Regions from separate parts of the Homo sapiens genome. Here regions 2, 3, 4, 5 and 6 are each linked to region 1. Evidence: read pairs that join two places in POLR2A ChIA-PET (ENCODE). Cell type or tissue: MCF 10A. All regions are shown on one strand. Region 1 holds the start of COBLL1 (cordon-bleu WH2 repeat protein like 1). Region 2 overlaps SLC38A11 (solute carrier family 38 member 11). Region 3 overlaps SLC38A11 (solute carrier family 38 member 11). Region 4 overlaps SLC38A11 (solute carrier family 38 member 11). Region 5 overlaps COBLL1 (cordon-bleu WH2 repeat protein like 1). Region 6 overlaps COBLL1 (cordon-bleu WH2 repeat protein like 1).

Region 1 (4,000 bases):
CACCAAACAAACTTCAAACTATCCCTTTTGATGTTACAATTATTATTTAGAATGTTTCAAAGAAAAAGCAGCAGCTGAGAGGCCATAAAACAATTTTATTTTCCTAAAATACTCATTCCCTGAATGGGCTAATTTATCATAGAATTAATAAAAGTGAAGATAAGGATATCAACTACATTTTTCCTGAAATGTATTAAAATATTACAGAGTTAATGGTTAAATATAAGTTATCCGTTAAAATGTATAACGTCATGGTATGTTATATCATACCATGGTCAAGAAAAGATAAAAAGCAATTAACAAAATGAACTAGGCACTTGGAGTTTTTCTTCTGGTTTTACTACTAATTTGCTGGGACTTCAACACACTCAGTGTTTCTGAGCTTCAGATTCTCATTTATAAAATGTGGAGAACAAAACTTGGTGCTATGTTAAAATGACATGTTACAACAATGTAAAACTTGGAAAATTACAGAGGAATTCTTTCCAACAGTAATATCCAAGGATAAAGACTAAACTAGGCTTCATTGTCTATTAAAGTAATGAGTTATGATATAATTAGTCAGTTTTATAGCAAGAAATTTATCTCCAAAACCTAACAATTATAACATATTAAGATTTCTGCCTGCCACTTCCCAAATACCCTTATCTAGATATTTTTCCCCCAGTTTAAACCTTTTATAATTTGGGTTTTTGAGAGAGAAGAGAAGCAATACTGAATATTAAATATTCAACAAATCTTATATGACAGGCATTCGGAATATGCCAAAGGACAAGTTAGACAAGTGAAATAAGACAAATGAAGTAGAGAGGTAATTTTTTCATGTTGATATTTTTCAGGTAATGATAACTTCTCTGAGTAGAATAATGTAAGGCAAAATGATAGAACTACTGTGTTATTTTAGATAAGGTGTTGACAGATTTTCCCTACTTAAATTTGAAAAGGGGACGGCAAAAGTCCTTTACAAATGCTTGACAAATTAGATAAGGCTCTTTTGTACTTTCTTTTTAAGCAAAGAACTTATCAGTTTAACCTTTAAATTCTCAAAAGTGGCTGGGCGCACTGGCTCATACTGGTAAACCCAACACTTTGGGAAGCCAAGGTGAGAGGATTGCTTGAAGCCTGGGGTTTCGGATCAACTAGGCAACATAGCAAGACCTTGTCTCTACATTAAAATAAAATATCAAGAGTAAAGTCTGAAGGTTCTTACTACAGTTATGCTTGCCAGCAAAAAGTGTTCTTCTGTTTCTTCAACACAGAGCCATCTGACCTCACCTATTTTACTTAAAAGTCCCCAGTGACTTCTGAACACCCATGGGTGTATTTTGTGAAAGCAGGTATGTTTTTCTTTCTTTTTTGTTTTTTAAAGTACCTTAACCTAATCCATTTCCAAATCCAATTTAATTCTATCTCATTTTGCAATCCCTGAATACATTTCGGTATCCTGACAGCTGTCTCATCGTCAATTCACATAATTTTGCAGCTCCACTTAGGAACCTTGCTTGTATGCTCAATATCTTTCTACCGATATATTTCTTTACTCATCCTAATGTGAGAATATATGTCAGGATATATGAAAATATTTAAGCAATGAAAAACCTGGGGAAAGAAAAGAAATGAAAGTCAACAGTGGGAGTAATATTTGCAGAAAGGAGAAAGTTAATTTGAGCAAAATGAAATAATTAATACACTACATGTTTCCTCTATGTAAAAATTATACTAAATATCTTTTAGATTAGTCATGTTGCTTTGAGACTTTTCCATGTTTCCTCTAGACAGCTGCCAATGTTCGCATGGTCTCTGATGAATAAACATGCTGTGACTTGCTTCTAAGGAAACGCCTGTCATGTTCCAGGGAAAAATGACTTCTACACTCTTAAATCAGGAAAACTGTACAAGTCTCATTCATTAGTGACAACGTCGATTTTTCCTTAACGTTTCTATTTCTGGAATGCTCGTATTCTCATTAGGGCATTTCTGCATTCAGATTAACTAAGAAAATAAACTATGTTGGAGGAACACTTATGCTGGGGGGAAAAATCTTGTACTACATCAAACGAGTTTCCTACTTGAGAAACTCAACTAGCATCCAGGTTACTCCTGAACTATTTACTAAGACCAAGGTTATTTTCAGGTTTTCTTCATCTCTTGCAGAACTACCTGTTCTCATTACTGTTTACTCAAACGCTTAACAAGGTAACTATTAGCATATCTGGCAGGAAGACATGCCTCATTTAATATTAACTCACCATGTGACAGCCCCCTTCCTCTCTTCTCAAACATGTGAGGATAAAAAGAAAAGTAGAGTTGTTTGCAATCTGATTTGCGCTGGGTTTTGGAACCAGCAATTGGCCACAGGCACACACACCCCCAATCAGAGGCGCGCACCCCGCTCGCTCCCGGAACTGTCATGCGGGCTGACAGCTGGCACACCCTCCTGTCGCCCTCCACCCGCCTGCAGAAAGCCCACTCCCTACAGTCACCTTGACATTGCTCACCTGCCTGGGCCTCAGCCCATGACCAAGGAAACTTTTGCCCTCCCTCCCCAGGAGCTCACTTACAGGTATCGTCCACCGCTCCCCCAGAGCCCAAACAAGGGTCCCTTTGTTACAATTTTTGCTCCCGGACTCCTCACCCAATTCCTGGCATTCAGCTGGCCTGTAGCAACCCAGGGCAGCCCCGGTAGGAAGGCAACCAAAAACGACCCGAGCCCTCCGCCCGGGCGGCCTCCGAGAAGGCCGGGAGGAAGCAGCCTCCCCGGCCGCGTGGAGGACAGTCAGTGAGTCAGGCCGCCGGCAGGGCAGCGAGTTGCCAGCCAGGTGAAACGGCCGAGGCCTCGCTGTCCTCGCCGGCCTCGCCCTCCCCGGTGAGAGGCGGCGCGGCGCTCTGGGCTTACCTGGCTGGGGCGTCCTGCGGGCGCGGGGTTCGGCCGTCCATCGCCCTGCGGGGCGCTGCGCGGGCTCCAGCTCCCAGGCGGCGCGTCACTGCTGGGGTGGGAGAGGCCGGCGGGTCAGGGCGGGACGCGCGCCTTCCCGAGGCCGGAGCGAAGCTGGCTGAGCGTCAAGAGCCCGCCCGAGCCGCTCCAGCCCCGGCCGGCCCGCCTCCCGGGTGCGCTTCCACCTGCGGGCCCCGGCTCCCAGCCCGCGGGCGCCGCCGCCGTCTCTACAAGGTCTAGCGGGCGCCCAGAGCACGGCGGAGGAGGCGGTGGCGCTGCAGCCCCCGCCCCGTGGGGTTTACTGGGTAGCCATTTGGCGCCTCTCGGAGGGAGAGGAGCCGCCGGGGCTGGAAAAGGAGGAGGAGCGGGGCCGGGCGCACGGGCACCGCTGCCACGCCGGCAGCGCACTCCCAGGCTCCTCCGGCCGAGTTTGCACAAACAAAACGCCCTAGGAAAACTTTTCCCGAAGAGAAGTTGGGAGGGCTGATCTCTCTTTTCCCACCCAAGGCTCCTACGTTCTTTTCCAAAGGAGACAGTAGCTCGCCTGTTCTCCCTCGCGGCTTCCTCTCCTACTCTTCCCTTCCCCGGCCCGCGCTCTTGCCGCTCGGCTCTCAAGCCAGGACTTGAATGGAGAAGCGGCAACCCCTGCGAGGCTCAGCCCAGCGCGGGCAGGGCCGACTCAGCACCTCCCCTGTCCCGCGGGCGGGGTGCGGGCGCTGGCTGGGCGCTGGGGGCCTCGCTGGAGCCCGCTCTCTCACTCACCCTGCCCCATTTCCCTGCCCGGAGTCCGGGAGCTCGCCGCCGCCTCTGCAGCACGGCCGCACATAAGTGGGGACCAGCTCGGCGGCATTGGAGCGAGGGAAGCAGCGAGCCGGAGAGAGGAACGGGGCGGGGGTGGGCCGGGAGCAAGTTGGAATTTCCTTCCCCCAGGGCTTCGGGTCTTTGGGGTCCGGCTGGGGAAGCTGAACCGAAAGAAAGCTCCCAGACGAGGTGTTCCCATTCCCACCGCTAGGCTGCGCTTCGGGAAGGCTGGTGCGCCTGAACCGGACAGGTGCGGGGGAAGGG
Region 2 (4,000 bases), 77 kb after region 1:
AATATGTCAGAAAATAATTTTTCTAATAGTTCTAGAAATGAGACCATTCATTCACATCAGGCTTATGTGGTCTTTTCATGTTACTCTTGATATAAACCAGGCCAGTCCAACATTCTCTCTCATTTTCCTTTTCCTAATGACCCTTCCCATCTGAAGGAAATCTTTTTCCCATCGTTTTCATCCTGTGGCTTCCTTTGCCATTTGGGACATAATAAAGGGTTTGAAGAAGTCCATAACACTTGCTAGCCTTCCAAGTTAAGAAACAAGATGACTGTAATGAGTTTCTGCATGAGAAATAGATTTCTCCAAATTGAAGCAAATTTTAGTGATGAGTGAGAAAAGTTTGAGCCTAATTTTATATTGGCACAAACTAGATCATATGCTGCTAATAGGAAGTCTAAAACTTAGGACATCTGCTATCCAGACATAAATATGAAACACAGCACTTTTTCATGGAACAGAGAACTCCACATTGAGAAAGGGCCTTTGAAACCAAATACTCACCAAAAGACATAACCCCGACCGCTTGAATGGCATTGGGCTTTGCAAATACCCAAGCGTCTTCTGTTTTTGGTCTAGAAGAAAAATCAGTTAACTTGATAAATTGTTAAATAAATACAAGCATCAGTATATCAGATAACAAGAAATGGTATCACAAATATAAACTGAGTGTCTTTAAGCCAGAAATTAATAAGGGGCTCCCATTAATCTTGTGTAATCATGAATAAATTTCCCAGGAGCATGAGTGTTATCTCTTAACCCCAGTCCTCTAAAATGTATGTCAAATACTTGGACAAATTCTATTTTTACATATGTAAAATATCCAGACTATGTAATTTTGTGAATTTGTTTATTTGCTCATCAATTTAACAGACAGCATTGATTATGCACCTACCAGTTCAGCTACCTTTTGAGGGAGATACAAAAATTAACAATGCCCAGTTACTGCTGTTCATTCCGCTCTTATTTTTTTCAGGCTTAACCTACCCAAGAAAAATTTAGTCAGCACTAAAATTTATTGAGAGAGGTAAACATGAACTAATACTAATTGAGGATGTACTATCTTCTAGAAACTCTACTGTGTTATCTCATTTAATTTTCAAAATAACACTTAAGTATTATTATCACCATTTAACACATGAAGAAAATCAAGCTCTGGATGGTGATATAACTTGCCAAGCTTCCACAAATAATTAGTGAAGAAGTTGAGATTTATCTTCCTGGTTTATTCACTCCCATGTTTTTTCCAGGCAGAACCATCTGACAGTGGCCTCAAATTCCCAACTGTAGATGTATTTCTCAAGGGAATTTTGGAAATATATGCACTTTAAACAGCTTGAAACAGGCTACATCCTAGTGGAATTAAAATATTTGATATTGGCAGTGATAGGTCTACCTGGCTAACACATCATGAATAATGATGAACAGCAGAGGCTCTAAGGTCAGTTAGCTTAAATTGTTCTTCTGGCCTCCTTCCACTTATTAGCTGTGTGATTTTAGGCAAGTTACAGGACCTCTCTGTGCTTCAATTTCAACATTTATAAACTGGGGATAATTGTAGTATCTAACTCATTAAGTGACTGTGTAGATTAAATGAGATAAAATATGTAAAACTTCTGGAAGAGAGTTTATCACATAGCACATGTTCAATAAACAGTTATTAGTATTAATGTTATTATCCAGCATTATTAATAAAGGCAGCAAAAAGTCTAAAAGTATGGCCAACTTCCCTGGGAAGGGAAGGCTTGAGTAAGACTCAAAACAATGCATGAAGAATGGAACAGGGATATTCCTAGGAAGCATGAAAAGGCGCTGGGTATTTTCAATAAAAAACAGAAATTCTAAAGATGAAGACCCATCTATTTCATAAGTTTGTTTATTCATCCTCTATGTAAAGAAGGTACATACAAAAAAATCTTGTTTGTTGTCCACACTTTGTGGGATTTATGCATTATATCATCCTTTTTCCCATATATGAAACGAGCAGTTACAGACACAAAGAAACTTCACAGAAAGGCAGGCCTGCAAGAGAGGCCACAGATTGTTATAAGACTTGCTCCAATTCCCAGTTTTGGGAGTGGGAACTACTGCCACCTGCTGCCTCCACTACTCTAAAAGCAGTCGACATTAAAAGCAGCATACCTGTTAAATTCCAATGTTAATGTGGAAAAAATACATATTTTGTACATGATCCTTAGAAAATGATTTCAGTCAGGCAGCACTAACAGTTGTAGAAACTTGAGGATTCTCTAACTTTGCAATATGCTTTAAATGGTATGCTTTCCCTCTTATGGTTTTTGCACTTGGAAAATATTCACCCTTACTCCCCAACCCTAGTACAGATTGTGGTGGTGTCCTACTTTTTAAATCTTATATTAGTAATAAAATGTAGAAGTTTCATTTTCATTTTTTCTCTTCCATTTAAATTTTTTCCCTGGGTCCATATGGTTCCTTGGGTATATTCCCGGAGTGTGAAACAATACCTAGAGATAATTTTGGATTTTCTCTGTTCATCATAATGATGATGATTTTATAAGATGGAAAGTGCCAAAAAAGATGTTACAGATAGGAAAATGCATATGTCTAAATCTAGGGAAAGAGAAGGAAACAGATATTGAATATGGCTTTCCAATCATTTATAAAATAGCCTAGGATTGAGTTCCAGATACAATCAGTTGTACAGGAAAAAAAAAAAAGAGAGAGAAGAAAGTTCTCGGGTATATTTTATGAGATTGCTGAAACTTTGATACTCAACCTGGATGGAAACATAAAGTTATAGACCTTTTGACTTTAAACTGTAAATGCTGAAATATGAAATCAAATGCCATCAAGCAATTTATAAGATAAGGAATTATGACTACGAATATTTTTTCAATAAATGCAAGGGGAGTTTAATAACAAAATATTAATATAATCAATATTTATTAATAGCTGTTATATTAATAGATATTGGTGTAATTTACCACATTAACAGATTAATGAAGGAAAGAAGCTTATGACCATTTCAAAATATATAGAAAAGCATACAACTCAGTATTTATTTTGAAAAACATGGTGAGCAAACTAATAATAAAATAGAACTTCCTTTACTGGATAAGGAATGTCCACCAAATCCTATAGCAAATGGCATATTTAAAAGTGAAAAGTTAGAAATACTCTACTTAAGGGATGAAACCAGATAGGATGTTCAATATCACTGCATCCTGAATATATTATTGATATTCCTAGCTGATTCAATAAAATAAGTGATGTGTAATCATTGAAAAGATTGTGTAAATTATTTGTACACAACATAATTACACATATGGAAAATTTATGCATATGGAAAATAAGAGTATTCAGCAAGGTTACTGGATACAAGTTCAATACACAGAAAACATCAAGTGGGCTGATGTACACAAACAATGACCAATTAAAATGTTTTTTTAAGTGGCAGTGACAACAAAAACACTAAATACTTTAAAAGATGTGCATGATTTTAACGTCATGTTAAACTTTTATTGAAAGACACAAATAAATGGAGAAATATACCATATCCATACACACAAATGGGAAGACTCAATATCATATAAACATCAATTTACCCCAAATTAATTTTTAAATTCAAATAATAAAATACAGAAAAAAAGAAATCAAAGAATAAAATACAATATTGAGGCTGGGCATGATGGTTCACGCCTGAAATCCCTGCACTTTGGGAGGCCGAGGCAGAAGGATTGCTTTGAGTTCAAGACTGGCCTGGGCAACACAGGGAGATCCAGGCTCTACAAAAAATAAAAACATTAGCCAGGCATGATGGTGTGTGCCTATACACCCAACTACTCGAGAAGCTGTGATGGGAGAATCACTTGAGCTTGGAAGGTTGAGGCTGCAGTGAGCCATGATCACCCCATTGCACTCTAGCTTGGTCAATAGAGTACGACCCTGCCTCAAAATGAATAAAATAAAATAAATAAAATATTGAAGGAGGAAAAGAAATTTAAAACTCAAAAAAACCCCA
Region 3 (4,000 bases), 56 kb after region 1:
GAACCAGGCCTGCAGCTTAACCAGCATAACTGTGTTGATTTGGGGTTGTAATCTCTATTTTCTCCCTTGTTAATTCTCCTCCCATGTCCTTTGTCATTGCTCTTCACTAATATTATTGTCGTGGTTTCTCCTCTTCTCACTGTGTCTCTAGATGATTTTTCAAAGAGGCAAAGGATAACACATTTAATATGTACCAATTGCTCTCCCTCCTACATCTCCAGCCTCATTTTCTTCCCTGAGATCTAGCATGGTATTCCTACATCTTGCTTGTATTGTGTCCCAGCCTCTAAACAGATGGCTCCATCTGGCACTTTCTTATGTCCAACTTCCAGCCTTTTTCAAACGTGGTCCCTGAACCAGCAGCAGCAGCATCACCTGGGAACTTTTCAGAAATAGAAATTCTGAGGCCCCACTCCAAGTACTGAATCAGAAACTGTGGGGGTGAAGCCCAGCAATCTGTGTTTCAACAAGGCCTCCAGGTGATTCTGACACATGTCCAAGTTTAAAAGCCACTACCCTAGACAAAGACTGGGCTCTTTTCTTTCTCTCCTGGTCTATGTGTTCTCTAGGTCACAGCATCTCTGGTCCACTCTACATATTTGCTCTGCTATCTTGGCAAATTCTTTACACATTTTTTAGAATAAGCATACATTCTTAAAAGCGCTTATTCTATTGAGGTAGCAAATTATTATCCTTGCCACAGTTAGTAAAGCATTCATGGGTACCCTCACTGATGGGTGACCTCATGGTCACTCATTGATTCATGCTTGGGCCACCTGACAACATTTGCTCCAATCAATAGCCACACCTAATTAAAAGACAGACTATTATTCCTTTCCTAAGCAAGGCTATAGCAGATAAACCAGGAGGAGACCTGTTCTCTTCAATAAATGTATCTTTAATTAAGTAGATGTGTATAGTATGACTTCAGCAGAGGACTAATTGAAAATTTCTTAGTTTGGTTAAATGGATGCAGTCTCCTTTTAAGAAAGACAAGGGGCAACAATTATTGTTTGGCATCATTGGAAATAGTCCAGGCAAGGCAGTTTACTTCTTCTCCCATCCAAGTACTAACAAGGCCAGACCATACTTAGCTTCCAAGATCAGATGAGATCTGGTGCGTTCAGGAAGGTATGGTCATAGACAGTTTACCCATTCTGATGTTTGAAGATGGTTCAAGTTAGTTTTGATAATAAAGATTCTATAATAAGTGAACAATGACTCAATTTCTAAATTACACAGATGCTATCCAACTTATATCCTTAAAGGAAGTGTATTGCTAGATGTTCTCATTTGTGTGTAAAGATGTGATTCTTGCCTACCACCACCTTTTTAAAGTTAAGAAGTGCTTTATACATTTAAGTGTATTGACAGCTTCAAAAACTGGTTTAAAACCTTCAAGTTGCTTTGTTAGGGGCAACAAGTGGCAGGGATGGAAAGATTTTCAGGGGAATCTCTTATTGAACTGAGGCAGAAAATAGATTGAGGGGTGGGGTTCTTGCAGTTATGCATGGTGGCAAAATAAGCATACAAGTATTCTTGCAAAATAAATGTGAGTTCCTAAGATTTATTAAATTATAATTTGAAAGATGTCGGTAATCCGTGCAGCTAATAACTGGGTCATAAGCAGTCTTGTTCTACAGCTGATTAAAAATAAATAAACCAATACATGTTTATTAGGCACTAATGCTGCGCTCAGTTCCTACCAGGAGCTTTCATCTACTTGAAGAGTATGAAGCAACACCAAAGTACAAGATAAGAGATGGTTACGTGCTAAATTATGTTATCCTTGACATACTTTTCTTTGTACATGCTTAGAGATCTCATCCCTCATGACTTTATTTAATAATTATGTAGGTCAGTGTTTCTCAGTCTTGAGCAATGTAATGACAGACTGTGGCAAAAATTTCTTACATTTCCTCATTTCTTACATGGAATGAAAGCATTTTTATTATATTTTACCTAAACATGTACCAATCTAAAAACAGGCACAAACTGCTTAGCCTATGACCCTTAACTATAAAAAAACAAATTTATAAGTTAAATACAGAAAAGTTACCCAACAGAATTTAAATTAATTTAATGGTAAGGATAATATTTTATTGAAAAAATAAATCACCACTAAAACCCTGAGCATGGTTCTACCTGCTAAAATGCATCTTCCTTTATGTTCAATAGGCCTTTCTCACTATGAGTCACACAGTGACTCAGCTCTTGCCACTTTATTCAAACTACTGTGAACCTACCCTTTATACACTTCCTGTAGGATTTCTTTTTGCATTTGATTTGTACAAACTCATCATATATGTATTAACTCTGCTTGTGATAGTTTCTCGTTATTTGGCAACAATTAATATAGTGCCACAGATGGACAACCTGATTGGAATACAAATGAAATGAAAATCTTAGGTGATACTTGATATAAGGAAGCCATCCAGATGGCCCCAGATTTTCATGTTACTTTTTGAAGATTGTCATACATACAAAGACACAAAGTCCTCATTAAAAAATCATTTAAAAATCCTCAGTAAACCGAGGGCATCTGTGGTGGGCACAGCTGTGTCTCCCAGATACCCCTGTAAGGAAGCATGTGGTGACAAAGCTATCAGTAGACCACCTCGAGCTCTCAGTTCCTTTAGGGTTTGCTCTGCTGCAAAGAGCTGCCTAGCCCAAGAACTCATCCTTCTCCAGATGCTCACATTAAATGACTGATGGAGGCAGCAGTATCAAAACTGGGCTATTACCCTTGAACAGGGACAACTCTGATGGGTCATGTATGCACCAGCTTCCCTGTGGATTTGGCTGAGGTCAGCCTGCACTGCAGTTCTACCTCTCCCTAACAATCCTGCTTTCCCCTCTCTCCCATTAGTTATGATAAACTCCATCTCACTATCTGCTCCCAAAGACCCAGTCAACAAGAGCTCCCAGAAATCTCTCTGAGGAACCCCCAGTGGACTGAGAAAGCTTCTTCTGTAGCCCTGATTCTTCTTACACGTTTCTAGTTTCAAAGTTCAGCTTCCAGTTGTACATTCCTGACAGCACTAAAAATCCAACAGGTCCATATCACCAATCTCTTAGGTTCTTGCCACAGAACAACTGTTTTTTGTTTTTGTTTTTTTTGTTTGTTTGTTTGTTTTTCTGTTTTAGAATGGTGCTACCATTGTATTCCCACAGCATCAGAAGATGGGAGGTGATTTTGATTCTTTACACACCTTGCTCCTCACAGCCAGTCTATGATTCAGGATTCCTCACATGGAGAGGTCTTTGCTCATTTCTCCAGGGATCCATTTCCCTTTAAACAAAGGATGCTGCTGAAATTATAACGGAGAGCTCCTCTTTGTTCTTGGGATATGTCTTCTTTTCAATCGTTTTGGGTTTCCCTTCTCTTCAGTTCCACAGACTTTTAAGGACAAAGAAAATGCCCACCCCCCACACCCCCCCACCAAAAGACATCTACACAAAATTCCAACCCACAATCACCTACTTATTTTGGAGCACAATATACTGGTTTGCATATTAAATAAAAGGGGGATGGCAGAAAATGCTAAAGGCTTAACTCTCCCTTCTTCAATTAGCATTAGTGTAGTGCAGTCATTAGAACAAAACCCTTATTTTGTTCCAGTTAAAGGTGAAATACATTCAATTTTTCTTTTCTTTATCTTTTATATTGCACTACTCATAAAAGCCAAGTCTTGATAAAAGCCAAAATAATAATTTTATATAACATAAATACAGACTAAAGCAAGCGTAAATGTTATGTGTTTTAAAGTCTATGAAAACATACATATTTTTAAAGCAGTCAACTCATTGAAAGATACTAATATTTAAAGTAGAAAGTTGTGTTGTCTGCTGAACATGAGACTCTGAGGTATTTGTGAGAGAGAAATTGTCAGGAAAGCAGTAGAACATTTCCTGCCCATGGGTGCAGTCTTGAGTATTTGTAATAGCCATGACGAATCCAAAAACCATCACCACAGCACCAATGGGAAGCATGACACAA
Region 4 (4,000 bases), 70 kb after region 1:
ATTTTTTGCTGTGAGAGACCTGCACATTGTGGGATGTATATCCCTGGCCTCTATCCACTAGAGGCCAACAGCACTGCCTACCCAGTTGTGACGACCCCATATGTCTCTAAACAACCACTACTTTAAAACTATATAGTCCCACAAAGTGCACAGAATCATCATTGAAAATATTTACTATTACAAACATATTTTGATTCCACTTCAAAAGTGACACTTTTGTTAAGGAAAATACATCTTATGTTAAATGTAATCATTATCTTTTAAAGAGAATTTTAGAGTGAAGGGGTAAATCTTTGCACGTACTCACATTGAGTTCTAGAACTATCCCGAGGCAATCAATCAGCAATGACACAAGCGTGGCTACAGTGATGACCATCACTGTTACAACAATGTGGAAAACCGATGAAAGATTCCCACCAAAAAACACATTGGCAATTACCTGCCGAATAAACAGATTATTTTGAGAGGGACTTTTAAAGGCATGCAGGATTTATTGAGGGAGTATTTTACAATAGTATTTAGGAATATATAAAATACTACCAACAAGGCTATTAATCAAATCTTAAGTCACTAGGAATGTTCTATATTTTCCAAATTACTTACATACAGACACACATATCAATAACAAGTATTCTTTGTTGAACTATTAGTCAGTGGATTATATTACAGACCTATAGTGTGGCATACCGATGTTTCAATACATGTATCTTTCAAGTACAGGAGAGACTTTGGAAAGTTATCTTATCCTTCTTTCTTGAGTCCAATAGGTTACTACTAAAACAAACTAAACATGCTATTTAGATTATTTGCATGGCCTCTAAGAAGTAGCTGTCACATTTCCCTTATTAATACTGGATGTGTAATATCCTTTACTAACAGGAAATTAATTCTGCATTAACTAATTCCTATTTGTTATAATTTAAGTCTATTTTATCTTGCCTTTCCTCAACAAAAATGGGCAAGAGTTCATCACCATTTTTCATGACTACTCAGATCAGGAAAGCAATAAAAAATTACTGACTTAATGTGTCCCATATTATGATATGGTTTGCAAAGATAAAATGTCAGGGAAATGATTCCTATTCTCAGGAATTAATTTTTGGAGGCATACAACGAAACTTAAAAAAGCAAGTAGAGATCAATTTATAACAGGACAAAAAAGATCAAGGAGAATTTAGGACTAGAAGGAGCTTTAGGTATCTAGAGCCGTCTCCTTACAGTAATCTCCTTTACAGCATCCCTGAAATATGCTTGACCTACCTTGGTTTGAGGTAGGGCTTGAAACATGCACAGGATTTGGAGCAGAATTATAGGCTGAGACAAGAGCGTGAAAAAGAGCAAAGAGGTAATAACAGGAACAATACCTATGGAGGATAAAGAGAAGATAGTCTGAATAAGTAGTGACCCTGTGCAAAAGAACAGTGAGACAAAGAGTTGGAAATAACAGAAGGTCAGATATTGAGGTATCATAAAGAAGCCATCTCTCTAAGCTGTGCTGCCTGGATATGCAACATCTCCCATGTGTCACATACTGCCATGACTTTGCTAATAATTTAATGGTGATATTAATAACATAAGTTGTAATGTCTCTCCAAGTATTATCTTATTTAAGATCCATTCTTACAGATGCCTCTATGATATAATTGTGAGAGTGAAAAATCACTTAGTGAGGCAGGTAGTAAGAGATATTTGTTAAGGGTAGACAGCCTTTTTAGTGCTTTTATGAATTGAAACAGTTTGATTATATTTTTGTCAGTCATACATTTGTGTGTGTACCTGTGTGTGTGTGCAGAATGAAGAGTAAGAGAAGGGAAAGTTATAGACACCATTCTTCTGCTGAGTATTTGCTATTGTGGCAGAGATCTTGATTCAGTTCTATCTTCCTGCCACAGCAGCTAGAAAGGAAACTCAAGTTTCAAGTACTAAACACAGAAGTTGTGCAGGTGAAGTGACTCAGATCGTCTGCAGGCAGGCAGTTTACTAGCAACCACGTGAGAATGCACCATCTGTTCTTACTTGCTGATCTAGAGATTAGATTTGAACCTACGTACTGAGCAGAAGCTAAAATAATACCATGTCCTGCATCTGACAATAGCTAGTAAAGTTTCGAAAGGCTCTTAAATTTAAAAAAAAATTAGTTCAGTCTATTTCTCCTTTATAGTCAAGGTAGAGAACTGGCCTGTGAGTTATACATGTGTGAGGGAGAGAAGTGCTAGTTGTAAAGGACATACACAGTGCTAAACATTTCCCTCTTCTGTTTCCCCGTGCAGTCAGTTCCTTATCCCTGGGACTGACTTAAAGTAAGCCCTGGCTTGCCTCAAGAAGCCTGCTGATTATTTAGTGTATTTAAAGCTCTGTAGATATTTCACTTATCTCATTAGACCCTTTCACATGGTGCACTGTATAAACAGCCTCTAGGAACAGATCCTATGACTGAGCCCTTTTCAGTGTGGTCCCTGAAAGACCCACTGTGAAGCAAGATCATGTTTTACTGCCGACTGGTACAGTGGATTTTTAGCTGACAGCATAAGGGATTCCTGACAGGCCATGTTATCCAATTTTACACCAAAAGAATGAATTCTCTTTCAGATAATATTTCTCTACAAATACAAGTGGAATATATAACCCAATTTAGAGCTGACTTTGACAATACAATATATTTATATGTAAATAATATCCTATATATTTGTTATTATTTATATTATTAGTTTATGTTATGTATAGTTGTAAATATACACGTCTACATGTATAAATACATAAATAAAATGTATCTGTAAAACTAAAAGTTTCAGTTGAATTTTGGTTCTCCATGGAATATAAGATATTTTAGTTTTTAAAAAATAACAAAACCAGTTAGAATCTGTAGATTCTACAGTGCCTTTAATACATGTTGACTGATAAAACATCTAAGCAAAAAGACAGTTTTGTAAAACATGTTTTAAACCTTGATACTTAATTTCTTTGTAAGAATGCCTTAAAAGCAACAACTTTAGTTTGGCTGTCGCAAAAGGCTGGCAGTCACTTTGGAATGCAGTTGTATAAATATTTGTGCTCACAGAAATATAAGCCAAATCTACCAAACCTAATTTTCAAACCGAACTTTTGAAAAATTGTCTTGTAAACATCTGAATATAAATTCATCTTTAAACTCTGACATTTTAGAGTCAAAAAAGAAAATTTTACAAATTATACCATTTGTCATGCCCTTGGGAATTTGCCAAACTGTATTATTTATAAATCTTCCTAAATTAAATGTGGCAGAGAGATCACCTGGGTAAAGCGTTGGGAAGGAACCGCGCTTACCTCTCTTGTCACAAAGCATTCCATAGGGTATGTCAAAATGACAGTGACACCATAACAAAATCTTCCAAATGTTACCAGGTCATCATTTCTGCAGTAATTTTCAAATAAGTCCCCTAGATAGTAATATAAAATAAGTTTATTTACTAGATACTAAATGTTTGAGATAACTATCTAATAAATTAAATATTAGATATTACAGTTATGCATCACCTAATGGCCCACATATATGATTACAATGCTGTATTTTTACTATATATTTTTCTATGTTTAGATACATAAATACTTTCCATTCTGCTACAGTTGCCTACAGAATTCAGTACAGAAACATGCTGTAGAGGTTTATAGCCTAGGAGCAATAAGCTATAGCATATAGCCTAGGTGTGTAATAGGTGCTACCATCTAGATTTGTGTACGTATACTCTGTGATGTTTGCACAATGAGGAAATCACCTAACAATGCATTTCTCAGAATGTTTCCCTGTCATTAAGCAACACATGACTTATAAGTGAATCTCCATAAACTTCATTTCATTTAATTAAGAGAATAGATGACCAGGTCTAAATAAAAGTTTTTGAATTCAATAACTATGTAGTTATTCACTGATTTAAACCAGTACATGCTACATGTGAAGATAAATCCATCACTGATAGTTTTTCTCTTATTATTTGTTTTTGGTAGATTTGCTGCCAATTTGTAC
Region 5 (4,000 bases), 100 kb before region 1:
CCTATTCTGATCATACTGTAGTTTATGAAGTTTATGAAACTGATCTAGAGAGAAGAGAAAAAAGAAACAAGTAAAATATATAAAATATCAGATGGTGTTACATGCTCTGACAAAAAAAAAAAAAATAAGGAAAGAAGTTAGGAATGTCCTAATTGAAAAATGACACCAGAATTGAGACCTTGAAGGGACTGGGATATCTGCGGAAAGATAGCTTTGACAAGTACAAAAACCCTGAGGCAGGAATGTGCTCTAAGTGTTTAAAGAAAAACAGAAACTAGTCGGCTAGTGAAAACAATAGGCATGAAATCAGGGTGATAATCTTGTAGTGTTTAAAGGCCTTTCAAGTGAAGACTTGAGATTTTACTGAGTGAGACAGAAAGCCTCCAAAGAGTTCTGAGGAGTGATGTGATCTACTCTACTTTTTAAAAGGATTACATTCTGGTTTTTGTATTCAAAATAGCCTGGAGGAGCAGCTACAAGGTTATTGCGAAAATTTAGGTGGGAGATGGTGGTGTCCTGGACTACTCAGATTCTAGATACATTTTGTAGGGAGCTGATAGGATTGAAGCTAATGCAGAAAGGAGACAGAGACAGAAAGAGGAGCTAGCCAGTGGAAAGAGGGCAGGATTGGAGGGACAAAGTGGCAGTGTTGCTGAAAGTAACCAACAGGAGACCTAAAATGCAAATTTCAATGGTTTGCTATGTGATGTGCTTACTATAACTCTACAAGCCATCACTAAGGTTCTGGTAGCCTTGGGAGGTGTCAAATAAAGGATGAAATTTCAAAAGCAGAAACTGAAAAATATGAATCCAGAGGTGGTAAGGCATAAAGTCAGAGCCAGAGGTGACCCCAAGAACGTAAAACTCTTGGGAGTTTACAATGAGATTATAAAGGGCATTGAACCTTCCACAGGAAGTGGAACAGGGGTTCAGGCCAGCCTTACTTAGATCTTAAGCAGCAGAGTGACCTCAAGAAGTTAACTGGGTTCTGTGTGTACATAGATGTGAGCTCCCCTCTAGCAGGACCACATCTTAGTAATCTTTAGGCACCTGGCTAGGTCGCTGTTGTCGAATGGGGAATTTAGAGAAAACAGTGATTAATTCTGCTTGAAAGTCAAGGGGCTCAAATGCATAGTAGACTAATACAACTGACACATGAGAAAGCATACTTGTTGAGAGGAGGTTCATATGCTTTAGAAAAAAGTAACATGGTGAAAGCTCTGTTGTTTTTTATAATTAATAAGCTTGTTTTGCCTAAGCCATACCATCTTTACACAAAGGTGAGACATAAACATTAAATAGGGTTAAGATCTTTTCCAAAAATAGACTCAGACTAGTTTGAATGCTTTAAATATTTAATTGAAGCCTCAGCATTCAGCACTGTAACACAGGAAAGCTGACCCTGACCACAAGATTTTGAGGTTGGGAATTACTGACTGTCTAGCTTTACCATAAAGGAGTCATAACACTACAAAAGTAGGACATTAACTTTTAAGCAGGTCGTGCTTCCAATGGAGCTGCCGCTGGGGTTAACTAGTCACAAAGTGCACCCACAGGAAATAAAATAATCGCTTGAATAGAGCTCAGAATTATCCACCTGGATGCCAAACTACTTCTGCCAAAGATAACAATTCTGGTTGGATAATCATCCCCTAGTTGATGCACCTGAAGGCAGTTGGCTAATGGGTTTGACCACAGGATCACCACAGAAAAGATGCCTGTCTTCCTGTTTCCTAAGGCAGGAGCACACGTGAGCAGTCCATCTAAAACCTGAGGCAAATCATTAAAAGTGGAAAAGGATTGGATGAACATTATAATCACTCCTCTATATTATTACACCACATTGAATTTTGGGTTATTTTATTACTCAGCAGAGTCTGCTTTGCATTAACATTATTTACAGAATTTTTTCTCTTGTAAGATAATATAATAATTTTCTAGAGGGCTGATTTTTTTTTAAGACTCTAAAAGCTCTTCTTTGAAATGAAGAAATCCCTATGAGATTTCCCACTTCTTTCAGAAATAAATAACAATTCCCTGGATTAGTTTCATATCTGTACCTTGTAAGTGCACACCAACAACCCAATTACACATACCAGTAATAGTACAGAAATTTTAAAACATTCTCTATTGCTGCTGATGTTTATCAATCTTATGCTAACCCATGTAGTTCAGTAATGAGTTCAGGAATGAAGCAGTGCTCTCTCTGTGTGTGCAAGAAATGAAATGTACCAGGTACACGAAACAAATAGACCCATTCTCAAAATTGAGAATGCTTATTATGCTATAAGAAATATTTTGAAGAAAATAACACATGAAATTAAGATTTGAAGATAAATAGTAATAGGTCAGATTACTAAGCTGATAAGTTCTTAACATACTAAAAATAGATATTACTAAATGTAAAAAGCCCCACAATTTTTAGAAAGTCACCACTTTGGACTCTATCTGGTTGTTTATCTTAGGTGTTATACTCAGAGCTAATTATAAATAATTACCATCATAAAAATTGTGATTTAAGAACACACCTACTAAACACACATACATGCCCCTTATAAAAACAAAAATACTACAAATATATCTCACTATAATTGGGGCAATTTGAATATAGACAAAGGATAACATTTTATTGACATGAAAGATGGAAATCATTAACTGAAAAAAAGCAGGTTACAAATAGCACGTACAATATAATACCATATTGTTGTAAAAAAGAAGTGCACATATAGATGGGTGTACATATATGTGCATGCCTAAGAATAAAAGGCTAGACACTGCAATGTTAGAAGTTGCAATCTGCCTGCTTAATGAAATTGCATTTACAATTTTTTGGCTTATCTGTATTTTCCAACTTTCTAAAACATCTAACTATTGCACTTGTAATCACAAAAATTTAAAAACTAAAATTAGTGCTGAGCACGGTGGCTCACATCTGTAATCCCAGCACTTTGGGAGGCCAAGGCAGGACAATCACTTGAGCCCAGAGTTTGAGGCTGCAGTGAGCTATGATTACACCACTGCACTCCAGCCTGGGCAATGGAGTGAGACCCTGTCTCTAGAAAAATTTAAAAATTAAATTAAGTTAAAAAACTGAAATTAAAAAGGGTCATTATTATAAGGTGTAGACGCCAGGAAAGCAAAGGGAAGAGGGTGGCCCTGCCAGGAACAATGTTCTGAGGACATTTGTGAATACTTTGTCACCCCTTTCCCAACCAGGGGAGCAGGCAGGTGACAGAGGCTGACATTCTCCTGGGCTCAGAGCCATGGGGGACATGGGAGGGCAATGACAGAACCTAGATGACAGGATGATTAAAAACTCAAATAGTACCGATTAAAAACTCAAGTAGTACTGTTATGTCTAGGTACTTGCACAGTTAAAATGCCAACTTTTGTTTTAGGCAATTACAGCAGAATAAGGATCTAAACCAAAATTTAAGCATCTTATATAGTTAAACATGGTTTGTACCACCCTATAGATTTTTGACAGTTAAAAAAAAATTACCCTGCTATAAACATATATTTATCACACATTTGTCATCACTGGACACTTCTCAATAAATATAAATATGACGTGAACTTCAGAAATTTTTCTAGATCCATACTGTTGTTACTCTCGTTTTTTCAGCAAAAATCCCACACCGATCCCTTTATCTTGTCATTTTTCATAGTCTACTTTTTCCCAATAGGTGGCGCTGTAATCCATGTAAAATGCTCCCGAGTTCCTCAGCGGACCAACCCTATGCCAGGCAAAACCGCGGGCTTAGGCTCAACTCTGCTGTAAACTGGTGCTATGGGACAGGTAAATCAGGCTGAAAAGCATGTGCGACATGTCTCTGGGTTATTTTATGTGAAAAGCCCAGAGAGGTGAGGTGACTTGCTTGAGATCACACAGCAAGTCTAGAACAAACTGTAACTTCTAGTTGGGACTTCTAGCTTGGAGTTCTGTGCTTTCTTTGTGTTTTCAATTATGACATCTCACATGTGCTCCAATCAAAACAAA
Region 6 (4,000 bases), 57 kb before region 1:
TCCCTCCAGTATTTCAACAGCAGTAACGCATTTCCCTCTGTAATAGTCTGAGTTTCATAATGTTGCACTGTAATTATAAAAGTTTACTGCTTCAAAATCAAAAACACAAAAAGTAAGATTCAATACCTTTTACATACATCACAGTGAATACTACACAGAGAAAACAAACATTTATCTTCTTTACATTGATTTAAGTTATTAGACTTTCTTTTTTAACCCAAAACCTTTTATTTTTTAGGTACCTCATATCCATATGACAAAAATAGCACAATAATGGCCCATGCCTGTGATAACAGTATGTGAATACTTGTGGAGAGAGGCTGGAACAGTTTTGAGAAAGGCTGATAAAAATAAAATTGCTACTAACAAGTTGGAGAAGCATTGGGCCAATATTTAATTTTTAGATAAAAGAATACTTTGGTATCATCATGGTCAAATCAGAAGCTTTCATGTTCACTGTACACTTACTGCAGACCAGACACTTTGTAAAGTGCTGCTGAGGTGCTCTTTCCCCTTTCTCACAATCCACAGACACATATCTTTATGGATACTTTACAAGATACTTCACTGATAAGGGTAAGAACTATTTAGCGAATTAGTCAAGGCAGTAGTACACCTTGGAGGCAGGACTTGAACCTAGGCAGTCTGACTATAGAGCTACATTCTTTTCCACTGAACTAAAAGTCAAATTTAATTTGAAATTGTGCCCTAAATTAAAACATAGATCCTGACTTTATTTCAAAGGCTTTATCTGTGAAGGTGCTCAAGACAAAACAAAGCATAAAGAAACCACATACACAGAGAAAACCAATAAAGTAGATCTATTTTCAACAAATCTCAAAAGTATAACAAGGTATTCAAACCTCATTACTGCTTTTTAGAGAAATTGTAAACATGCTTCCCTAAAAACATTATCAATGTGTTGTTGAATTTTTTAAAATGGAATAAAGCTATCCTTTCTTTTAAGTGTTTTTTCTTTAGCCTCAGAGAAGGCTATCCAGTTAAAAAAAAAATGGAACTTTTACCCTCATAACTTAGGACATTTTTTATCCAGCCAACACTTCTAATTCTCATTACTTTGAATTGTCTTTTACTTTTATGTTTGCAATTTTATATTCCCACAAATTACAAAAGTGAGAAAAATCTTGATGGCTGGCTTCATTCTTGCAGTTAATTCTCAGTATTATGAAAGTTTAAGAAAATGCCTGGCCTTTATTACTACTTCTTCTTAATTTTGTGAGTTTCACTTGCTCCTTTAATAAAATTACTAATGTTTTAATAAAAAATTCTTCAGTAGAGCTCCTCATCCCTAAATTAACTGTTAATTATGTTTTTTAAATCACCTAACTGAAAAATTAGTCTAACAAACCGAATAGAAAAGCATTATTTTATATCAACTGAGCAAGAAAGATCAAACCAGTTTCTTTCCATTATTTTGCAATCGGTGACATCATATTATTCACATTAAAAAAAGAAAAAGCAGATTAGTAGATGCCAGGGGCTGAGGAAGAAAGGGAATGGGGAGGGACTGCTTTATGAGTACAGGCTTCCTTTAGGAACTGTTCTGGGCTAGGATAGTGGTGATGGTTGCACAACACTGTACATGTACTAACTGTTACTGTGTCTTACACATTAAAATGATTAAAATGGTAAATTCTATCTTGTGTATTTTACCACAATTTTAATAAAAACAGCCAGATATTTTAAGACTGTTATTAATATAACAAGTAGATTTCTGGTCAAAGATTTATACTTCATAATAGCAACTGAAATATAAAAATAACATTCTATAAATATATCACATTAAATGTTTAATAAAAGTTTAACATTCAAAATAACAAGAAAACCCACTGCAAGTATAATTTTATCACCTATAAAATCAGAACTTCCCCAAGATACATTTTAAATGGTTATACTTAAAATGTTATAACTTCAATAGTTCAGTAGTTTGCTTTGCTTTCCCATTTTTTTTCATATATTACATAAAAGGGAGATTAAGCCTTCAGTATGCAATTATCACAACTATGTATTTTTTGGACTTCTACAGCAATATTCTAAGAATAAATGCCCAAATCCCACAGGTCTTTCAGAAAGGCAAGATGAAGGACAGGCATGGTGGCTCACACCTATAATTCCATCACTTTGAGAAGCTGAGGTGAGAGAATCAGTTGAGCCCAGGAATTCCAGATCAGCCTGGTCAACATAATGAGACCTCATCTCTACTAAAAATAAATATTAGAAAAAAAAATTAACCAGGTGTGGTGACACGTGCTTGTGGTCCCAGCTACTCAGGAGGCTGAGGCAGGAGGATCACTTGAGCCTGGGAGGTCAAAGCTGCAGTGAGCTGTGATTGTGCCACTGCATGCATTCTAGTGTGAGTACAGAGTAAGACCCTGTTGAGAAGAAGAGAAAAGAAAGGAAGAGAAAAGAAAAGAGAGGAGAGAGGAGAGAAGAGAGCCTCTCAAGTTGTGGGCTGTGGCTCTGAAGAAAGCAGTTCAGTGAATCAGTGTGGTCAGAAGCACATGTCCTTGCTGGGCTGGCCAGACCCAAACATTAAAAACTCCTCCTCCATCCCAGACATTCAATTACAGCCAAGATTTAGCAGTAGTGGTTTCAGACACTTTCATATTATAAGCAAGAGATCAAAATGAAGTTAAAACCATCACACTGGCCAGGCGCAGTGATTCATGCCTATAAATCCCAGCACTTTAGGAGGCCAAGGAGGGAGGATAGCACGAGCCAGGAGTTTGAGACCAGCCTGGGCAACATAGCGAGATCCAATCACGACAAAATATAAAAAATTAGCCAGGCATGGTGGTGCATGCCTGTGGTCTCAGTTATTTAAGAGGCTGAAGCAGGAAGATTGCTTGAGCCTGGGAGATCGAGCCTTCAGTAAGCCATGATTATGCCATTGCACTCCAGCATGGGCAACAGAGAGCTACCCTGTCTCAATCAATCAGTTAACCCATCAAACACTTCTGATAAAAGTGGTATTTTCACATTCTTTCTAGAGGTGTGGAGCCAGGCCAGGAGAAGGAGGTGGCAAGACCGGAGTCCAGGCAGGAGAAGCAGCAGATCCAAGTAGACCACTGTCATCTTCTCAGGCTTCCTTTCTCTCTCGTCTCATGGTAGATTCTCTCATTTCAAAGTATTCACAGCATTTAGCTCTAACTTCATTCACATTAAGTTTTCATTTATGCATGTTTTATATGTTTTATATTTTATAGACTTTAAGATCCACAAAGGGAGTAGTATCACCATACTGCGCAACACACAGAAGTCACTCAATAAACATGTGCTTTTGTATATAATCCTAGGTCGTTTTATTATTCTATTTTTATATCTGCATTTTGTATCTCTAAATTTTAAGTTCATTTCTTTAAGGCATAATTTGTAGATATTTCTTTAGTCCTCCAAGTTCCTTACACACTGCTAAAGCATACAGAAAGTGCTGGATCCACATACGTAATTATTTCATGTGGCTGCTGCGGTGAATTCCAGAGTGATGTGAGCATATCCACCCATTGTCCACAGCACTGTGTTCTCTCTGCAAGGGCCAGCTCTAATGTGAATTTCCCTAAGAAGGCATCCTAATCTCTCCTCCCTTCCTTCTGTTTGCATAATCTGCTTCCCTGTCTTCTTTTCCCTAAGCCCTTAGAGGAGGCCATTCATGGGTAATCAGGGTGCAAAAAAGTGCTATATGATACTTATGCATTTATCTGTTTCCCTTTACACTGTGGATTCCCTTAGAGAAGGAAATTTGCTATTTTCATTTTTGGATTCCACTGGTACTAGAGCCAATACATGTTTTTTTAAAAACAATTAAAATACATATAAAATGAAGGTGCTATGGTTTGACTGTGTCCTCCCTTTCTAAGTTGTGTTAGAAACATAATTTCTAATGTGACCGTGTTGGGAGGTGGGGCCTAATGAGAGATGTTTAGGTCACGAGGGCTCCATCCTAATGAATGTATTAATGCTATTGTAAAAAAGGCTTGAG

Evidence for each region. ChIA-PET counts read pairs that join two places held together with the same protein. Peaks named below come from ENCODE experiments on the same cell type or tissue, not always from the same donor. Only the 100,000 strongest peaks of a DNase experiment are listed, where the experiment ranks them.
Region 2: POLR2A ChIA-PET joins it to region 1 with 12 read pairs; 13 of 35 experiments call an interaction of 5 or more read pairs at or near these places.
Region 3: POLR2A ChIA-PET joins it to region 1 with 12 read pairs; 10 of 35 experiments call an interaction of 5 or more read pairs at or near these places.
Region 4: POLR2A ChIA-PET joins it to region 1 with 65 read pairs; 13 of 35 experiments call an interaction of 5 or more read pairs at or near these places.
Region 5: POLR2A ChIA-PET joins it to region 1 with 30 read pairs; 7 of 35 experiments call an interaction of 5 or more read pairs at or near these places.
Region 6: POLR2A ChIA-PET joins it to region 1 with 17 read pairs; 5 of 35 experiments call an interaction of 5 or more read pairs at or near these places.

What each region holds. Positions count from the first base shown.
Region 1 is chr2:164,838,260-164,842,259 of GRCh38, forward strand. COBLL1 (cordon-bleu WH2 repeat protein like 1) reads right to left here and starts at 3,564. Exons shown (of 14, transcript NM_001365672.2): 1 at 3,451-3,564; 2 at 2,897-2,987. The coding sequence starts at 2,937. LOC101929633 (a long non-coding RNA gene) reads left to right here and starts at 2,490. Exons shown (of 2, transcript NR_110574.1): 1 at 2,490-2,563. RefSeq lists a silencer at 3,538-3,747. In MCF 10A, a CTCF peak has its summit at 3,943; DNase peaks (open chromatin) are centred at 1,802, 3,222, 3,612, 3,942 and 1 weaker place.
Region 2 is chr2:164,915,399-164,919,398 of GRCh38, forward strand. It overlaps SLC38A11 (solute carrier family 38 member 11), which reads right to left. Exons shown (of 12, transcript NM_001351537.2): 8 at 505-575. Among named protein-coding and RNA genes, the nearest start is that of SLC38A11, 38 kb to the right of the region's middle. In MCF 10A, a CTCF peak has its summit at 2,107 (motif pointing left); a DNase peak (open chromatin) is centred at 2,073.
Region 3 is chr2:164,894,633-164,898,632 of GRCh38, forward strand. SLC38A11 (solute carrier family 38 member 11) reads right to left here. Exons shown (of 12, transcript NM_001351537.2): 12 at 1-4,000. The coding sequence ends at 3,805. It also overlaps the pseudogene RNA5SP111. Among named protein-coding and RNA genes, the nearest start is that of COBLL1, 55 kb to the left of the region's middle. In MCF 10A, no CTCF peak of the experiment used is centred here; a DNase peak (open chromatin) is centred at 2,199.
Region 4 is chr2:164,908,333-164,912,332 of GRCh38, forward strand. It overlaps SLC38A11 (solute carrier family 38 member 11), which reads right to left. Exons shown (of 12, transcript NM_001351537.2): 10 at 3,304-3,416; 11 at 308-439. Among named protein-coding and RNA genes, the nearest start is that of SLC38A11, 45 kb to the right of the region's middle. In MCF 10A, no CTCF peak of the experiment used is centred here; a DNase peak (open chromatin) is centred at 1,959.
Region 5 is chr2:164,734,106-164,738,105 of GRCh38, forward strand. The region is part of intron 3 of COBLL1 (cordon-bleu WH2 repeat protein like 1); the gene reads right to left. Among named protein-coding and RNA genes, the nearest start is that of SNORA70F, 48 kb to the left of the region's middle. In MCF 10A, a CTCF peak has its summit at 3,710 (motif pointing right); DNase peaks (open chromatin) are centred at 1,676 and 3,716.
Region 6 is chr2:164,781,016-164,785,015 of GRCh38, forward strand. The region is part of intron 2 of COBLL1 (cordon-bleu WH2 repeat protein like 1); the gene reads right to left. Among named protein-coding and RNA genes, the nearest start is that of COBLL1, 59 kb to the right of the region's middle. In MCF 10A, no CTCF peak of the experiment used is centred here; a DNase peak (open chromatin) is centred at 1,536.